Regions from separate parts of the Homo sapiens genome. Here region 2 is linked to region 1. The links are chromatin loops, found by intact Hi-C in ENCODE. Cell type or tissue: heart left ventricle. All regions are shown on one strand. Links, peaks and the distances in the headings refer to the core of each region. The heading gives the core; the rest is flanking DNA.

Evidence for each region. A loop is a pair of places that touch in the nucleus more often than their neighbours do. Peaks named below come from ENCODE experiments on the same cell type or tissue, not always from the same donor. Only the 100,000 strongest peaks of a DNase experiment are listed, where the experiment ranks them.
Region 2: it touches region 1 in a loop (2.2-fold over the local background); 2 of 110 quality-filtered maps call a loop at or near these places.

The regions. Positions count from the first base shown.
Region 1 is chr14:72,783,440-72,793,065 of GRCh38, reverse strand. The region is part of intron 1 of DPF3 (double PHD fingers 3); the gene reads left to right. Among named protein-coding and RNA genes, the nearest start is that of DPF3, 110 kb to the left of the region's middle. RefSeq lists an enhancer at 1,806-2,306. In heart left ventricle, for the core only: no CTCF peak of the experiment used is centred there; a DNase peak (open chromatin) is centred at 1,674; H3K27ac peaks cover 2,617 bases.
Region 2 is chr14:72,697,487-72,707,112 of GRCh38, reverse strand. The region is part of intron 6 of DPF3 (double PHD fingers 3); the gene reads left to right. Among named protein-coding and RNA genes, the nearest start is that of MIR7843, 190 kb to the right of the region's middle. In heart left ventricle, for the core only: no CTCF peak of the experiment used is centred there; DNase peaks (open chromatin) are centred at 5,268 and 7,166; H3K27ac peaks cover 298 bases.

The DNA.
Region 1 (9,626 bases), core at 1,110-9,109:
GGGAATTGAACTTTCAGTGTTTAAAGGGAGGGACGGAGAATGATTTTGATTGGAGTGAGAGCATTCAAATTCTATTTGTGCAGAGATTTTAAGATAACACCCAGTTCTGTGTTTCAGCAGTGTTTTTTTTTTTTAAATTATTATTTTGAAGAACGGTCTCAGTTCTGGATATTTTCCTTGCAGTCTATAAAATGTTGTGGGAGCCATTCCCCTGGAGAAGCAGCAGCAGCAATCTAAGATTTGGAGGGGTTGAGGGAGAGAGGTTCAGGTCAGCTCTGGAGATTTGGGCCACACTGGGTCATTGGAAGTGGCCTCTGCTAACTGGACCTGGCTCCATCGAGACACAGCAGATGGGACTTCGCTGGGAGGGGTGAAATGGTCTGTAGGAGCAGGCGCTGCTACTGCGGGTCCTTGGAGTACTTTGTTACCCTGGGGACTGAGAGCTGGCCAGCAGTCATGTGGACCAAGGTCGGGAGGCTGTGCTGAGCCGGGTTCTCCAGGAGTCCATGGTGTGGACTATTTTGGGCTGTGTGGGGGAAGCGCTGTGGGGTGTGTGTGTGCAAGAGAGTGTGTTTGCCTCCAAGAATCGCTCCCAACACTAGAAATGTGGATTTCTTTTTCTTTTCTTTTCTTTCTTTTTTTCTTTTCTTTTTTTGCCATTGCTTCCTAAAAAATAAAAAGCGAAAGCCTTTGGATCTTGAGCGGTGTTCTCAGGGAATGTGCCTTTTGGCTGCAGAAAGGACTTAGGGAAGCACAGTCGGCTCCAGGTCCAGCGGCAGGAGGCCTTCCCCCTCTTTGTGTCACCCTGTCCCTCCCCTCCCCTTCAGAGTCTCCTCGTGACAGTCCTGGGCCTGACTCAGAGGGGTCTGTGCTTGCAGGCTTGTTTTCTTGAAATGCTGGTGTGTGCCCAAGGACGAGTGATGGCTCCTGGCTGGCTCTGCAGGAAGGAGCAGTGGGTCGGGGTTGGGGGCGGGGGTGGGGGGCATGTTCCAGCCCCCTGGCTGCTCAGCAGTCACTATGGCCAAACTGTGCCATGGTCCTTGGACAAAGTGACTCTAGGCAGCATGGAGCCCTCTGTGCCCTTTATCCTAACTGTCATCCTGCTCCACCTGATCTCCTCCCAGCCATGGGTGGCTGGCATCTCTGAGCTGCCTGCCTGGACTAGGTTCGAGTCTGTGGGCCTCCTGTCATTCAAAGGGATCGGTCATGAGGCAGCATGTACTGGTGGGGAATTAAGGCCTTATAGATTTGGGCTGACCTGGGATCTAATTCCAGTTCATCCACTTAGTAGTTTTGAGGTTTTGGTTAAATTCCTTAACCTCTGTGAACTTGTTTTTCTCGTCTTTTAACATGAAAGTGAATGTATGCAAATGGCAACCCAGAACCTGCCACATAGTAGTTGCTCAACAAATGATATTGTGATTTTGAAGCTGTGATGGCGGCTTTGTTTGAGGCACCAGGACATCATCTGAGGGGTCCCTTAACACCCCGCACAGGGGGAAGCTCCGAGCATAGGGGACCCCTGCATTGGACCCGATGCTCTCTGCTTTCTCCTAGTCTTGGGAGGACAGCTTGCTGTGGGCTTGCTGGGCTCCCCAGGGCACTGCTCTCCCTGGTGGGGCTGCCAGGGCAAACCTTCAAGCCAGCAAATCAACATTTATTTATAGGTCTTGGAGACAGAGAACAAACCCTGGCAGCAAAGAAGGGCCTGGTGAGGCAGCTGCAGTGACCAGGGGGCAGCGGCAGTGGTGGGGGACCTGGGGGAGGGGCAGAGGCCATGTAGCACTCATATGTCCGAGAGGCAGGGTTCCAGCAAAGCAGCAGCTCCACACGAAGTAAACTGAGGAGTGTTTAGTAACATGTCTAGTTTCAAAACTGCGGGCAGGGACTCACATGGTGGGGGGCTAGTGCAGCAGCCTAGGGCTAGGTCGGGGGAGTGGGGAAGGTCACCAGATTGCAGAGGTAGCTGTATGAAGAGGGCTGGCCCACAGGAGCTGTGACCTTCAGTGGGCAGATGCAGACACTCCACAGCAGGAAGGGGCGGGGAGAGGAAATCCCCTGTCTCTCTTCCCTCTCTCGGCACCTGCCATTGACCCAGACCACCAGGAGCAGAGGGAAGAGGGCAAATGGCTGACCATACAGGACAGACTTCCGCAGCACCCAGCAGGGAAAAGAATGGCAGAGAGAGAATCTGGAGGGACCAATGGAGGAGAGCCAGCACACAGAGGCCAGAGAAAGAGGCGATGGGGCTCTTGAGGGGGGAGAAGTAAGGCTGGGGACATTTTAGAGGTTCAGGGGTAAAGAGAATCATGTTACTGAGGGGACCCAGCCAGAGGCAATGAGGCAGAATGCTTAATATCATGGACTCAGGGGGACTGACAGAATGGGGGTTAAGTCTTACCCTATTTCTGTATGGTCTTGGGCAAGCTGTGTAACCTCTGAGTCTCAGTTTCCTCATCTGTAACATGAGAATGATAAAGACAATATTCTCTACCTCATATCAGGGTACAGTGAAATCCTAACCTACTCAGCAAGGTGCCTGGTACACTGTAAAGTCTAATAAATAAAGAACAGATAGATGAGTTTGCATAAAATAAAGTGTCCAATTAAGTAGCCATCATGTATTATGGAATGCTCAGTGGGGACATCAGACAATTCATTCATCCAACTCATATTTATATAGTGCCTACTATATGCTAGGGACCAGCTTTAGGCACTGGTGATAGAGGGGTGAACAAATTAGACCAGTCTTTCTCCCAGGAAGCTTTTATATCTATTGAGAAAAGCAGGTAGTAAATAAACATATACATTAATTAATTATTTTTTATTTATTATTATTTTTTAAGAGATGGGGTCTCGCTTTGTTGACCAGGCTGGTCTCGAGTTCCTGGTCTCAAGCAGTCCTCCCATCTCGGCCTCCCAAAGTGCTAGGATTACAGGCATGAGCCATTGTGCCTGGCCAATTAATTAATTTTAAGTAGGGAAGAGGTCTCACTATGTTGCCCAGGCTGGTCTTGAACTCCTGGGCTCAAGCAATCTGCCTGCCTTGGCCTCCCAAAGTGCTGGGATTACAGGCATGAGCCACCCACACCTAGCCTATAAAATAATTTTTGATAGTTGGCATCGTGCCAGAGTGATGGAAAAAGAATGAGTGCCAGAGCTAAGGAGTTTGGGGGAGGCCCCCTGAGGAGGGAGCAGTGAGTGGAGTCCTAAGGAGGAGGAGCACCAGCCCAGGTGCACCCAGGCTCATGCCTGTAATCCCAGCAGCACTTTGGGAAGCTGAGGCAGGTGGATCACTTGAGTCCAGGAGTTTGAGACCAGCCTGGGCAACAAAGTGAGACACGATCTCTCTTAAAAAAAGAAAAAAAAATTAGCTGGGAATGGTGGCACATGCCTGTAGTCCTAGCTACTGGGGTAGCTAAGTAGGTGAATTGCTTGAGCTCTGAAGATCGAGGCTGCAGTGAGCCATGCCACTGCACTCCTGAGTGACAGAGCTCCTGCACAGCCTGAGTGACAGAGCGAGACCATGTCTCAAAAAAAATTATTATTTTAGAAAAGGATGACTTAAATAAGCGGATAGATACAACACAAAATGTCCGAATCAGTCAGCAAACCTCTCCTACAGAGGCAGCGTGGTGTGGAGTGGTTAAGAGCCCAGACTCTGAAACAAGACCACCTGGTTCAAATCCTGACTTGGCCACTGACCAAGTGACCGTGGGCCTGTGACTGAAGCTGTCTGAGCTCCCAGGTCCTCAGCTGTATAATGAGGGGTAGTAGTAGCATCTCTTTCATAGGGTTGTTGTGGAGATGAAATGTGGTTCCTGTTTCTAAGCAGGGAGGGCACTGTCCCGCCCACTGTCAGGGCCATCTGGATGTTGTTACTGTTGCTCAGGTAGTCCTGATTCAGTACGGATGCAGTACCCATGTTCTCCAGGAGCTCACAGCCAGGACTGCAACGTGCGTTTAAAGAAACCACAGCAACCCAAAGCAACACGTGATGGTTTTCGAATAAGTAGCCACACCATTATTGGAGGGAGGCCTCACTGGAGGGCTGGACTGGGGATAGGAAGGCTTTGAGGAGGGATGTGAAGACTAGAAGATAAAATTAATCCTAACCAGGTCTGATGGCATCAGGTGAAGACAAAAATAATCATGTCAGTCTGCCCCAAAGCATTGCTTGGCCCTTCACACACTGTCTTTGGCAAGAGCCTATACTTCCTCAGGCCTGGCCTCAACTTTGGGACGTTAACTCTCATATCTACTGATAAGGGACAACCCACCAACCCCTTTGTTGGCCTTTACATCTGTTAAAAGTTGTTGTGACCCTTCCACCATCAACCTCCCCCTAGACTGGAGAGGCAAAGAAAGGTTAGAATTCAGAGGTCAGAAGTCAGGAGCCAGGGAGGTGGGGAGGAGGGCAGAGGGGGAGGGCAGTGTGGATGGAATTGACTAGAATCCTGTGTGTCTGGCAACTGGCAGATTCCTCTGGTAAGATAAGTGGAACCCTCTGCAAGGTAATTATTAGAGAGCATAAATTCCCCAGATAATCTGTCCTCCGAAGAGATATTGATGGCTGTGGGGCATGTGCTGGCGGTGCTCTCCCTCCACCCACAGTGACTCTGCGGCCCCCCTCCTCCTCCTCCTCCTCTTCCCCTTCCTTCTTTGTTGCTTCTTCCTCTGGTCCGCTGCCCTGCCCGGCCCTCCTCCCCACAGACCACAGCCTCTGCTTGCATGAGTTCTTCTGGATCTTTCTCAGTGCTCACCTCCTGCTCTTGTAATGACGAGATCCAGGACACAGTGTAGTCCTCCTGCATCCTGTGGTCCAGTAGGATTGGTGGTCGAGATGCAGCTGCCATGGGGAGGAGGAGTTTTCCAAGAACAGAAGGAGGGCTTGAGCTTCGCTTGTTCCAGGTCCCCAGAATGAACACTTACCAAGTGCATGCCCGTCAGGGTCAGGCACTGTGAAGGGCTGGGATCATACCCTGTCCCAGGGCTCAGGCGCTTAGCATGGCCAGGCAGTTAGGCACCTGTTGGTAGGTTTCTTTCACCTTACAGTACTCTCCAAAGCCCTCTCTTCTCTCCAGCACCTGTGGGCCTCCTGGGGAGCTCACACTTTGGCGAATATTCTCTAAATATTTGACAAATAAAAGAAGAGGCAAAGGCTGTGTGCATGGCAAATGGAGAAGCCGGGCCACCAGAGGCAGCCTCTCCTCTCTTGTCCTTAGCAGCTCAGTTCTGGCCCCGGACCTGCACCCCACCTCTTGACCAAACTGAACTTGTCTTCCTTAGAAGCCCATGTATTGCCATTACTGTCCGTGCCTTGGGCCACGTGTCTCACCTCACTCCCACCACAAACAGCTTATTAGTAGGGTGACTTTATCATTTATCAGCCAAGCAAGGGCGCTTTTGAGAGGGAAAAGTGTAATAATCATTACAGTGGGACCTTGATGCGAACTGGACTATTCCATGAAAGCCAGGTCCTATTTCTCAAAGTTCTCTGCCTGAGTGACACTAGTAAACCTTTCTATGTTCCTGGTAATGACTTAGTGTGATTAGAGACTGGAGCCCGGGTGCCACGTGGTTGGCCTGCCCCACCCCTTAATTTGGCTCTGCCCGTGTTCCATCATTTGGAATATGTGAAGACGATCTCTCCATTTGACGTGGGAGACCTGGGCCCAGAGGGCTTGAGAGATTTGCCAAAAACCCAAAGTGACTAAGTTCCAACTCCAATCTGGAATCCAGGTCTCTTGATTCCCACATCAGCCTAACAGGGGCAGACCCGCTTTTCCCTATTCCATGGGATGATAGAATGATGGCATAGCTGTGGGCTGGGCTTCTGTGGGCCGTGTGCATATCCTGATCACTTTCTGGGGAGGAAAGGGGTGTAAGCAGGGCATGGAGGCCCAGTAGGGAGAGGAAGCCATAAAGACAGTCTCTTCCATGCCTGGCTGTTCCTGAGGGTTCTATCTGGAGTGAGGGGCACAGGAGGGTTTTGGCGCCATCGCCTTTGACAGAGAAAATCAACTCTCTCTGAGTCCGCTCTGGAGAGAGGGCAATGCTCTCAAGTCTTCAGCTGCCTCAGCAGCAGCCTGCAACTCAACAGGAGGAAATTAGGGCTGTGCGCCTCTAGGATGTGTCCTTTCGCCCATTGGCCAACAGCATTTCCTAGATGAAACAGGGCTTTCAAGGGAGGCTAGAAAAAAGCAAACAAACGAATTTTCAGCTATGAGTTTTGCTTGCTGTAGTTAACAATAATTATTAAATAGGTAGGGTGAGCTAGTGCTTGTTTTCCTTATTATTAACTGTATTTATGGGTTTTTATTAGGTTGTACCAAGCTGAGATAATTGTAAAACTATCTGCTTAAGCTGTGTGACTCTTAGGTTTCCTATTCTATTATTTTGTATTCTGAGGGTGGAGGCTTTTCATTATTCAAGGCTTATGTTAAAAACCAGGAGTCGGCAAACTTTTTCTGTAAAGGTCCAGATGGTAAATATTTTAGGCTTTGCAGGCCACATGGTCTCTGTTGGAACTACTCGACTCTGTCATTTCAGCACAAAAGCTGCCACAGACAATATGTAAACGGATGGGCATGGCTTGCCTCCCATAAAACTTTATTTACAAAAATTAGTCCTGGGCTATGTTTGGCCGAGGGGCTGTAGTTTGTTGACCCTTGCCATAAACGATGGAGGAATCCCTGAACTAGGAGTCTGGACTGAGGATCTGATCCCAGCTCTGCCTCGGTATGTCCCGAGGACGTCACCTCACCTCTGTGGTTATTGATTTTCTTTTTCTTTTTTTTTTTTAGGTGGAGTCTCGCTCTGTTGCCCAGGTTGGAGTGCAATGGCACAATCTCGGCTCACTGCAACCTCCGCTTCCCGGGTTTAAGCGATTCTCCTGCCTCAGCCTCCTGAGTAGCTGGGACTACAGGCATGCACCACCATGCCTGGCTAATTTTTTGTATTTTTAGTAGAAATGGAGTTTCACCAAGTTGGCCAGGCTAGTCTCGAACTCCTGACCTCAGGTGATCCACCCGCCTCGGCTTCCCAAAATGTTGGCATTACAGGCGTGAGCCACTGCACCTGGCCTGGTTATTGATTTCCTTTGCAATAAAACCAGGCACCAGACTAGACAGTGTCTAACATTCTGGGATTCTTTAATCTGACCCTTTAGTTTATGACTTTCTGGCATTTCTCTTTTTCTGCCTTAGTTGATGTTCAGAACCACAGGGCCTCTTCAAGTCCATCGCCCCTTGCTCACATTTGGGATGGATTTGGTTTCTAAACTGCATAATGACATTTTGTATTTCTCTGATGGCATATTTTCAGGAAGCCCCATATTAACTTTTTTTGAGTTACTGAGAGGTGGCTCTGTGATAAGAAGGTTTATTTCTGGGCTATTTGGCAGTTTGGGATACTGAGGCACAAAGAAAAGAAATAGCTAAGATTAGCTAGCAAGTTGGTGATGCTGATAGAAACCTCCAAGAAAGGAAGTGTTCTAGTGCCTCCAAGAAAGGAAGTGTTCAGGTTATTCTAGTTCTGGAGGCAAAACTCATTGTGAGGGGGTAATGGCGCCCTTGTAAGAGGCTGACAGTGCAGTGGCCAAGAGTAAGGTTCTGGCAAGACTGTAATGTATTAACAAGGCCACATAGATCCTTAGCAAATCACGTAAGACTCTCTGTGCCTCAGTTTGCCAATCTGTAAAGTGGGGTGTGTGAGGGGGTGGGTATAAAATCATGGAGTTGTATGGGAATAATACAATTACAAGTTGTATGGGGATAATACATGTAAAGTGCTTAGAACAGTGCCTGGCACACATAGTAAATGCTCAATAAATATTAGCTATGCCACTATTGCTACTATAACCAGCATCCTGTTATCCTTCTGTAAATATGTCCAGGGTGTCTCTTCTTCATTAAAACATTTTTTTATTTTTTATTTTTTTGTAGAGACGGGGATCTCACTATGTTGCCCAGGCTGGTATTCAACTCCTGGCCTCAAGTGATTCTCCTGCCTTGGCCTCCCAAAGTGCTGGGATTCCAGGCATGAGCTGCTGTGCCTGGCCTTTTCTTTATTTTCATACCATATTCATTTTCAACTTTTTTTTTTTTGAGGCGGTGTTTTGCTCTTGTTGCCCAGGCTGGAGTGTAATGGTGCGATCTCAGCTCACTGCAACCTCCGCCTTCTGGGTTCAAGCCATTCTCCTGCCTCAGCCTCCTAAGTAGCTGGAACTACAGGCACCTGCTACCAAGCCTGGCTAATTTTTGTAGTTTTAGTAGAGACGGTTTTTCACCAAGTTGGCCAGGGTGCTTGAACTCCTGGTCTCAAGCAGTCTTCCCACCTTGGCCTCCCAAAGTGTTAGGATTACAGGCGTGAGCCCCTGTGCCTGGCCCATTTTCAACTTTTGAATTGGAGACTTAGGCTGACCGCTTTGCTCCTGGCCTGTATGATAAATGACTCTTGATGAGGTGGACGAATTGGGAAAGAAGATGGTAGAGGGGAAAGGTCTGGGAAGCAAGGGAGAATGGGAACCTGGGAAAATAAGTATAGTGGGGGAAGGAAAATCAGATTCTAGATTCAGCCAAGCTCCCCAGTATTTTTTGGGATGAGAAGAAAATGAGATTTCCCTCCGGCAGTACAGAGGTTTTGGTATCCTTTGTCGTTATCCTGGCATGTAGAGGTGTTGAGGGCAGATTTAGGCATTTCTAGGGTGCACTCAAGATTTCAGTTTCAGTCATCTTGGTTCCCAGTGTATTTTTACTTCCTCCACCACCAGGCAACTTAAGTTTGGGGACATAACCAGCCTCTTGGTCAGTCTGGCTTTGTTCTATTTACAAGTATGTGCCTCCAAAAATGGCAGGTCTGAGACAGTTTTCCTAGGAGGCTGCCAAGAGAGATTGGGGTGACTCTCAACTTTGCGGCGGGTGAAATGAGACTCAGTGCTTCTTTGTTTGGCTGGATGTCCCTTAGAAGGGCTGCCTGGAGATCATTTGGTGTGCAGGACATTTGCTTCTGCAGGCTGATTTTAACCAACTCTGACAGGAGGGCAGAGGCCCCCAAGCGAGGTCAGGACCACAAATCCCATGCCAGCAGGTGCGTGATGGGGAGACTGCGCCCTCCGGATGACCTTCAGTTCCCATTGATTTCCTGTCAAGCAGCCCCACCCCCATCCTGCCGCTGCCCCTGGCACCACCCGTGGGCCCAGGGCTCTGCAGGAGGACACGGATCAGCTCTGCAGGAAAGACCATGCAGAAGAGGTTAGTCCAGAGAGAGGCCCTTTGAGGGACATGGGATGGGTATGTTGGAGACCATCTTCTGGCACTGCTAGTTTCCGGTGCCAATATCAGGCCTGGAATGTGCCTTTTGGGCATAGAAAGCAATGTCTGATGTCTTGAATGGCATCGTTTATCTACCTCACCCCAGTCTCTCTCCAGGTTTGGGGTATGTGGGTGGCCATGATCAAGATTTGAGTGTGGACTGTGGACTGTGCCACTGACCTGCTGTCATTTATGTTGTGTTGGGCAGAAAGGGCCAGGAATCAGGTGGTGGCAGCTGTGTGATTCTTATTCCCTGTGCTGGGGGTCTCCTGCCAGCACTGACTTCCAGCCTTCTACAAGGCCAGGATTCGG
Region 2 (9,626 bases), core at 623-8,622, 85 kb after region 1:
ATTCTCAGTAAACTATCGCAAGAACAAAAAACCAAACACCGCATATTCTCACTCATAGGTGGGAATTGAACAATGAGAACACATGGACACAGGAAGGGGAACATCACATTCTGGGGACTGTTGTGGGGTTGGGGGAGGGGGTAGGGATAGCTTTAGGAGATATACCTAATGCTAAATGACGAGTTAATGGGTGCAGCACACCAGCATGGCACATGTATACATATGTAACTAACCTGCACATTGTACACATGTACCCTAAAACTTAAAGTATAATAATAATAAAAGAAAAAAGAAAAAAAAAAGCACTGTTCCAGCTATACCTTTGCATAATGCTTTATTGTTTCCTAGAAGTACAGTTGTGAGGCTGCAGGGCCTGGTGCATGGCCTTTGATCTCTCTTATTTTGAGTCATGGTGGGGAGTATAGGAAAGCAAGGAGCCTGATGGGTCTGCCAGGTTGCAGAGAGCTGGGTGAAGCAGGATGTGCCCTGACTTTGGAGTGGTTCTGCTGCTTGTTATCTGTGACATCGAGAAAGTCATTTTGCTGTAGGAGTCTCCATGTCCTCCGGTGTATGGTGGGGATGGGGCACAGTGGGAAAGCTGACTGTGATGATGTATGTAAAAAGCTTTGCACGTGGCATGTGCTTGACAAAGGTTTCCCCCACCTTGGTCTTATTTTCTCTTTCTCCAATATGCTTGGAAGGAGAAAGGCTGATATTGTGCAGGAGATAGCACACTGCCGGGGCGGTATTTAATTGAGGGGACAGTGAGCACTGAAGGAACAGGGCAGGGAGTGGTCACACGAAGAGGGGCTGCTGTGTCAGAGAGTGCAGCCCCGGGATGCCAAGAAGGCCCTTAGGGCGCATGGATGGAATTGATATTGGCCCCCAGGGGTGGATGGGTGTGCCCAGGGGTAGGGGGAAGAGGTAATAATGATAATGCTGAAGTTTGTTGACTTATATTATAGACCTGGAATATTCTGTTGGCTTCATCTATATTAACTCTTTAACTCCCACAAAAGTGCTATGAAATGGATGCTTTGGTCATCTCTATCCTACAGATAAGGAAACTGGGGAGAGGAAGGGTTAATTAACTTTCCTGAGGTCACATAGTGAATAAATGCTAGAGCCAAGATTTGATCCCAGTCATTCATCTCTCTCTCTCTCTTTTTTTTTCTCTCTCTCATTCTCCTTCCCTCCCCCACCACACACACTATCACTGTCCCTTTCTGGAAGCTGCTGGTACCTTGTGCCTACCTCCTGGTAGGCTGCCTCCCACATTGTGTGATGACAGTTTGTTTCTCTGCTCCCTCAGGCTGGACTGTGAGCCTTCTGAGGGCAGGGCCCAGGCCAGAATCAACTTGCAGCCCAGCCCCAGCACAGTGGTGCTTCCAAACTGTTGATGAATGTCTGGAGAAGGGAATGTGGGATGTGCATACCAGGGAAGAAGAAGGCTCAGCTCGACTAACCCAGAGCATGTGGGTAGGGAGATTGGGGGCACAGAGTTAGACCAGGGTTGCTGGGAACATCAGGCTGAGGTGCTTAGAGCCACAGTACCCAAGTTTTTTGGCACCAGGGACTCATGGAAGAAAATTTTTCCACGGACCAGGGGCGGAGGGCAGGTTTTGGGATGATTTGAGCACATTACACTTATTGTGCCCTTTATTTCTATGATTATTACATTGTAATATATAATGAAATAATTATTCAGCTCACCATAATGTAGAGTCAGTGGGAGCTCTGAGCTGAGCTTGTTTTCCTGCAACTAGATGGTCCCATCTGGGGGTGATGGGAGACAGTGACAGATCATCAGGCATTAGATTCTCATAAGGAGTGTGCAACCTAGATCTCTTGCATGTGCAGTTTGCAGTAGGGTTTGTGCTCCTGTTAGAATCCAGTGTGACATCTAATCTGATCAGACAGAAGGTGGAGCTCAGGTGGTAATGCGAGTGATGAGGAGCAGCTGTAAATACAGATGAAGTTTCTCTTGCCTGCCCGCCACTCACATCCTGCTGTGCAGTCCAGGTGTCAGTCTATAGCCCGGGGGGTTGGGGACCCCTGGCTTAGAGGTTGGCCTGCATGGTCCGTGGTAATTCATGACAATCCTAGGGACATCTCTAGGAAGGTTGATCTGTAGGATTCGGTGTTCAGGGAGGAAAGCCTGAAGCCTGATGACCGAGAAGAGCCTTTTCTAGTCAGCTAGGAGAAGACATGAAATCTGGATGGTGGTGATAGCAGCAGTGAAATAGACGGGGCAGATGAAGAAGACTTAATGAAAGAGAAATTCACAGAACCCGGCAGATGATGGACAGGATGTGGAGAGCAGGAGAGGAGAGAGGGAGGTGGCAGTGATGACTCTTGACATCTTGCACTTGGGTCATTGAGACAAAAGGGGTAGCTTAACTGGAATATCCTAAAAGGGGAAGTAATTTTGGGAGTGTGATGAAACTGACATATGAGTTGGTGGAAATGGCAGGAATCCAGGCAGAAACGTCTTAACAGATGCTAATGGACAGTTGTTGTTTCCTCTAAGGCACTGAGGAGCTTACACTGACATTGTAGGTGGAAGAAGGCCTACCTCAGGCAGGGGGTGGGGAATCACACTGGATAGCCTGGAACTCACAAATAAAACCTGCTCAGCATTTGAGGCCGCACTGATGTCCTGGCATGGGAGGTGTACAGAGATATTGAGAGAGAGGATGCTAGCAGGATTCCCAGATGCCTGGGGGCTGCCTCAGCTTAGGGTAATCAGGTCTGATTTTTGACCTTTCTCTTTTTACCTTCCCCAGAAATGTTGACAATGACATTTATTATTTAAATTATTTTTATTGTACAATTGAAAAGAGAATTCAGTTTCACTCTTAATTTAAGCTCATTAAGGACATGCTAACGCAGGACTCACTAGAATCAGGAATCAAAGACACCACCCTGAAAGGGATGCCAGTTGGAAGAAGGTGGCTCCGGAGTCAGAAAGCTAGGATTTGAATCTTTACCAGGTCACTTCCTAGCCATGACCTCAGGCAAATCACAAAACCACTTTGAGCCTTTGTTTTCTGGTCTGTTAGGTGAGGACAATAATATTAACCTTAGTGGGTTTCCAAGAGGGTTCAATGAGAAATTGTGTAAAAACAATTAGCTCACTGCTTGGTTCATAGATATTTTCAATAAATGTTTATTTTCTTTATACTGAATCAAGAAAAGGTACTTATTTAACACCTAAGCTGGGGCCCCAGTTGTGTTCTGTGCCCTAGCTGCTGCAGGATCTAAGGGAGTTGTCTGATCAAGTTAAATGAATGATCAAAAATAGCTGATGTTTGTTGAACATGTGCTGTGTGCCAGGCACTGGGCTGAGCATTGTAAGAAGATGAACTCCTGCAGTTCTCACACCTCCCCCATGAGCTACAAACTGTTATTGCCCTTGTTTTACAGACGAGGAAACCGAGGCTGAGAGAGACTAAGTCACTTGCCCAAGGTCACATTGCAAATCAGCTGACCCAAGAAGGCAGACTCCCGAGTTCACCTGCATTCTGTTACCCGGCTTCTCAGCAGGGCAGGAAACATTCCCATAACACATGGAGTGCTTTGGTTTTGGGGGGTTTCTGCATTTCCCTGCTGAGGATCCAGAAATCAGGTGATAGAATATTTTGAAACGAGAGTCTGGTTGCTTGTCTCTGTTCTTCCTCACATCTAGTAAATTCCCAAAATAAGCAGGACACTCTCCCTTGATGAAGACACAGGACTTTTGGGTCACTGGAGTTTGATAGATCCTGGGTCACCACCAGGCCCCAAGAAATGTGGCTGTGAAAAATCAGGGTGTTTTACCCCACCCCTACCCCCAATCCCCTGTGTCTCCATCCAAAGGAATTCAGCTTAAAATAAGCATCAAGGGTGGCCTGAAAGAAGGTATGAAGCCACGGGACGGCAGCTGCCAATCGTGCAGGGTGGGGTGGGGGGAGGTGGATGTAGCCAGCCTCTGGGAGCCTCATCATTTTCCTATCACAGTTGAGGAGATAATAGCTTCAGGACCTACAGAGAGTTGTGAAGTGCTAGAATGCAAAGGACTTAGAGATCATCTGATCCAACCCCCATATTCTGCAGATAAGAAAAATCAAGACCCAGAAAGGTATGAATTTGTCCAAGGGTGCATAGCGGGTTAGTATCAGACCCAGAGCCAGACCCCCGGTCTCTAGAAGGCCACCGAGTCTGCTGGCCTCGAACTTCAAGGGCAGGGGAGGGAGGAGAAGCCCACCTGGGGGTTGGATCCACCGTTGGCTTTTGAGAAAAGCCTGGCCAGTTGAAGTGGCTGTGGGATGAACAACTGTACCCTGCGTACCCAGTCTGAGCAGGTGGCTTTTGGAAGTACCTCCTGGGCTTTATCCCGATCTGAGTTTGTATCTGGGAGTCACACAGGGCTTTTCTCAGTTGGGGCTTCTCCCTGCTCGGGGGAATTGGTTGTAGGAATGCCTCCATCCCCCAGATGGTTCTGCAGAGAGAAGATGGAGGGTCGTTGGGAGGTGTTGGTGGCCCCAAACTTCTACGAGCCGGTCTGGTAGGGTGTGAATATGTGTCCAAATGGTATCCGGCAGGATGTGGGATTCCACTCAGAAGGGCTGGATGGAAGGGAATTTGATGCCAGAGTGATTATGAAGGTGTGGGCAAGATGAAGGTGCTGACAGGGAGAGCGGGAAGCCCTCCCTATCCCCAGCTCCAAGGAGCAGGGGAGACATGGGGTTCCCAGAGCCAGGCAGGACTGGAGTCTTGGAGGTGGGCCCCTATACAGCCCCTGTATAGCACAGTGCCCAGGCAGGGCAGGGCCCAAGTCCCCACGTGTTTTTCTTCCCACCCTCCGTTCTCCTGCTGGTGCCTCCTTCTTGCCGAGAGCAAGGGAGCATGGGTGAAGCAGGCCACGCCAGTCAGCCCCAGGCCGTTGGGGTGGGTGGGGAGGGAGGCAGTGCCAAGCAGAGACTCACCAGCGCACCTTTCAGTCACGTGCTTCAAGGGCAGACAGACCAGGGCTCAAACTCTGGCTGTGCCATCCAGAGAATTGCTTAAACTCCCCCAGACTCAGTTTCTTCATCTGTGGAATGGGGATCCTTGCCTCCTGAGCTGTGAGATTCTGCATGGGAATGGGTGCTGCCTGATGGTAGGTGTGATGCCTTGGAGGCATCGGCAGATGACAGGCATGGTGGGGTCTGGGTGACAGATGAGGAAGTCCAGCTGCAGAGAGAAGGAAGCGGTGTCCTCAGGGTTGTATGTCAGTGCCACGGGGCAGAGCCGGGAATGAGCTGTGGCTGGTGACTGGCTGGTGACTCCCAGGGCCCAGGCTTTGTCTCTGGGATGCTCATCCTGTAATTGCCTTCAGTCACTGCTTTCAGTCTCTCGGAAACCACTGGCTCAGATTCCCACTGTGTGCTCCAAGTTGGGCTGATGAAAATGTGCCAGAGTCATTAAGTTATCAGTGGGGAAGGCAGCCGCTTCTCCCCGGCAGGAAGGATTCTGCTGTCTGCTGCAGCGGCTTTGTTCACACAAGCTGCCCCTGATTCCTCCTCCTCCCTGCTCCCCCCGACCCCCGCCCAGACTAGGAGTGGGGTAGGTTTGAAGGAGGGCAGGGGGCGTGCAGTAAATATTTTGGAGCGGCACTGAAGGCATCCATAACTCCAGACAGGAGGTCCTGCATGCAGAATCCAGTTCTGGATTGGGAAGTGGGCAAACACTCCTTCTGCACCTTGACAGATGGATCCGCCCCAGGGGGAAGGAGAAAGAGAAGGCAAGCTGGACCTCCCTTATTGTCACAGCCACTGCTCTCCATGTGCACCATGCCAGGAACACAAAATCCAGGTGCACGCTTGCCAAGGTGAAAAGAAGGACCTTAGGTCGTGCACAGGCAGGGCTGACTGGTCCCAGGGGTGGTGGCTTCAGAGGTGCATGGTGCAAAAGCGCTTGCCCCCGGGGAAGGAGACTGGAGTGGGAAGATGGGGCATGACCCTCTCTGCTGCTTCAGCGCTCCTGGGGCTCAGGCTGATTCCGCACGACAGATATTTCCAGAGTGAGAATGCCGACATGATAAAAGGAGAGCAGATGGTTCCAGTACTTTATTTTCAAAATGTTTCTTTTCCCACCCTCTTTTCCTTGCTATTCCACTCCAGACTTCAGAGGAGAAATAACTCCCCACTTTGGGGTTTATTCTCTTTGTTGGGCCACTTTGACAGCAGTGGTGATGAGAGCAGCTGAGAACAGCCACGACTCCCCATGAGCTGGGCTTTGTTTTAAATACATTCTCTCATATGGGTCTCACCGCGGGGAGCAGGTGTGCTGTCATGATCCACCTTGTTTTACAGAGAGGATGCTGAGGCACAGAGAGGATTAGTAACTTGCCCAAGATCACAGAGTCAACAGCAGAGCTGGGACTTGAACCCAGGCAGTTCAGATCCAGCCTGCCCACTTACCTGCTGCAGATTCTGCCTCTCTGAGGGCAGAGCCGATCTAGAAGCCAGGCCTGGGTGGTTGATGGCACTGAGATGATGACTACTGAGCAGCTAATCACTCTGGCCAGACTTTCAAGATTATCTCAGAAGGGAATTTTATGCCTGACTCAGGACTGGTTGGGACCTGGGTTCACCTTGGCAGCTCTCAGACTATCAGGTCAGCTATTTGGAGTAACTTAGTCTCAGATCTCCACTCTGAACCCAACAGACTTCTAGAACTGGCTACGTGATTTGTAGGGTCCACTGCAAAATGAAAATGCGGGGGCCCTTGTTCAATAAATATTAAGAATTTCAAGATGCCAACAGCAGGGCATTAAACCAAGTGTGGGGCCTTTCTGAACTCGGACCCTGTCTGGAAGCACAGGTCACAGGCTCACGAAGCTGGCCCATGGTGTTTGCAGTGACAGGAAGACATGATTAAACACAGAAGGAGAAACAGTGCTGGCTTTTCTAAGCCAGTCAAAGCAGGATTTCAAGACGTTTCTTTCCATTGTGATGAAGCAGTTTCATCCTGATGCAATCCAACCAAAATAACTCTTGGAAGTCTTCACTCTTCCTCTTGCCCCTATGATGAAATCATTCCAAGGACTAAGACTTGGGAGTCAGAATAGGCTGGTAAAACACAGGCTCCACCCTGGTCTGCCCTGATCCTAAGCTCCCCTCCACCCACCAACCTCCCTCTTTCCTCCTCCCACAGCTGGCCCCATCAGCACTTCCTCATTTCTTGGAGCACCCTGCAGTTGTGCTCCTCGACTTTGTGGATTCTCTTCTTGCTAAGGCAACTTCCCAATTTCCAAATCCAGTGGTCTCTTAGTCTCCAACCTTCTTGACCCTTCTCAGGCATCTGATTAATTTATTACTGTGGCTCTGCCTCGGTGCAGAATCTCCTCATCTTTCTTTAAAATGGGGATGCAGGTTGCTGTGAGTCAATTTACTTGAAGCACTTGGAGTGGGCCTGGTCCGTGGTAAACACTCAATAGCTGTTGGCAGGACCTGTGACTGGTGGTGTCATTGTTACTGTCGTCTTGAAACCCTGTTCCTTTGGCTTATGTTGCTCACTCCTGTGTGAGTTTTTCTTAACAATTACTAATTTTTTTTTTTTTTTTTTTTTTTGAGACAGAATCTCTGTCACCCAGGCTGGAGTGCAGTGGCACAATCATGGCTCACTGCACCCTCGACCTCCTGGGCTCAAGTGATCCTCCCACCTCAGCCTCTTAAGTAGCTGGGACTACAGGAGCATGCCACTACACCTGGCTAATCTTGAATTGTCTTTTGCAGAGATGGGGCCTTGCTATGTTGCCCAGATGGGTGTTGAACTTCTGGCCTCAAGTGATCCTCCTGCCTCAGCCTCCCAAAGTGCTGGGATTATAAGCATGAGCCACCACACTCAACCCTTTCTAAACAAATTTTTAAAAAATCAGTTTCTCTTTTTCCACCAGTTTCTTAAGATCCTGGTGTTTTCTGAGTTCTATCCTGTGTAGGCACCTCTTTTCTCTCTCCACAGTCTCTTCCTGACACTTTTCCCCATACTTATAACATCCATTGCCACCCTGCCAGCTCCAAAATCTACGTCTCTTTCCCAAGCTTTAGGTGAACTCAACTCATTTTCTTCCTTCTTTAAATCTGGTTTTCCTCCTTCATCCTTCTACCCAGTTGCCCACGTCAGAAACATGTGCATCTCTTTGCTTTCCGTAGCTGACATTGAGCACCTGCCACAAGTGAGGCCCTGTGCTGGTCATCGGGACACAGCACTGCGGATACACAGGACCTGCCATGCTTGCTGCCAGTGGGAGAGATGCATACAGATGCTCATCCACTTATGGTAGTGCTATGTCCTGGCAAACCCATCATAAGTTGAAAATATCCTAAGTCGAAAATGCATGTCTTACACCTAACCTACCAAACCTACTAAACCATAGTGTAGCCTAGCCTACTTTTTTATTTTATGTTTTTTCTTGCTCTGTCACCCAGGCTAGAGTGCCGTGGTGTGATCTCAGCTAACTACAACCTCTGCTTCCTGGGCTCAAGTGATCTTCCCACCACAGCCTCCTGAGTAGCTGGGACTATAGGTGCGCACCACCACACGTGGCTAATTTTTGTATTTTTTGTAATTTTTGTATTTTTTGTAGAGACCATGTTGCCTAGGCTGGTCTTCAACTCCTGGGCACAAGGGATCCTCCCACCTTGGCCCCTCAAAGTGCTGGTATTAGAGGTGTAAGCCACCATGCCCAGCCCTAGCCTACTTTGAAAATATACATTAGCCTACAGTTGGGCAACATCATCTAACACAAAGCCTATTTTAGAATAAAGCATTGAATATCTCATGTAATTTATTGAATACTGAACTGAAAAACAGAACAGCTGTATAGGTCCTTGAAGTATGGTTTCTATCGAATGTGTATTGCTTTCACACCATTGTAAAGCTGAAAAATCAAAAGTCAAAGCATTGTAAATTGCGGACTGTCTGTATTGACACGTGATTAGTCCTAGGAAGGCAAAAAACTAAGGTTGTAATTTTGATTTGAAAGACTTCCCTGGGGGAGGACATTTGAACTGAGATCAGAGGGATGATTAGACCTTAATCAGGCAAATTGGGGATGGGGACATTCTAGGCAGAGGAAAGAGCTTGTGTGAAGACTCTGTGGTGGGAAGAGAAATCTATAATAAACGAAAAGGCCAGCGAGCAGAAGGGCTGTGTGGAGGCAGAACGTGGTGTCAGAAGAGGCTGGAGAGGTGGGTGGGGCTGGGTCAGGCCTGGCCAGGAAGGCCATGTTAGTCTTTCTGGGTTCCTCCTTGCTTTCTTACTCACTCCCTTTTCCACCAAGTTCTCTCATTAACCCCTCTCCCACCCCATTTTTCCTCTCCATGCACAAGTCCTCATTGTTGCACAGGTAAACAATTGAAATAGCCCCTCGCTACCTTCAAATCCATATTCTGCCCTACAATCTTAAGCAGTATTTCTAACATGTCAGTCTGCTTAACTTGGTCCTCAGGATAGAATCCTCTCCTGGCTGCCCCATTGTCAGGATAAAGCCTTGCTCAGCTTCCTCTCCTGTTAGTCTTCCTCACATCCACCCCCACCGCTCCACCTCTTCAACTTTGTTAGACTTCTCGCAGTTTGCAGAGGTGATAACTGCATGTGCT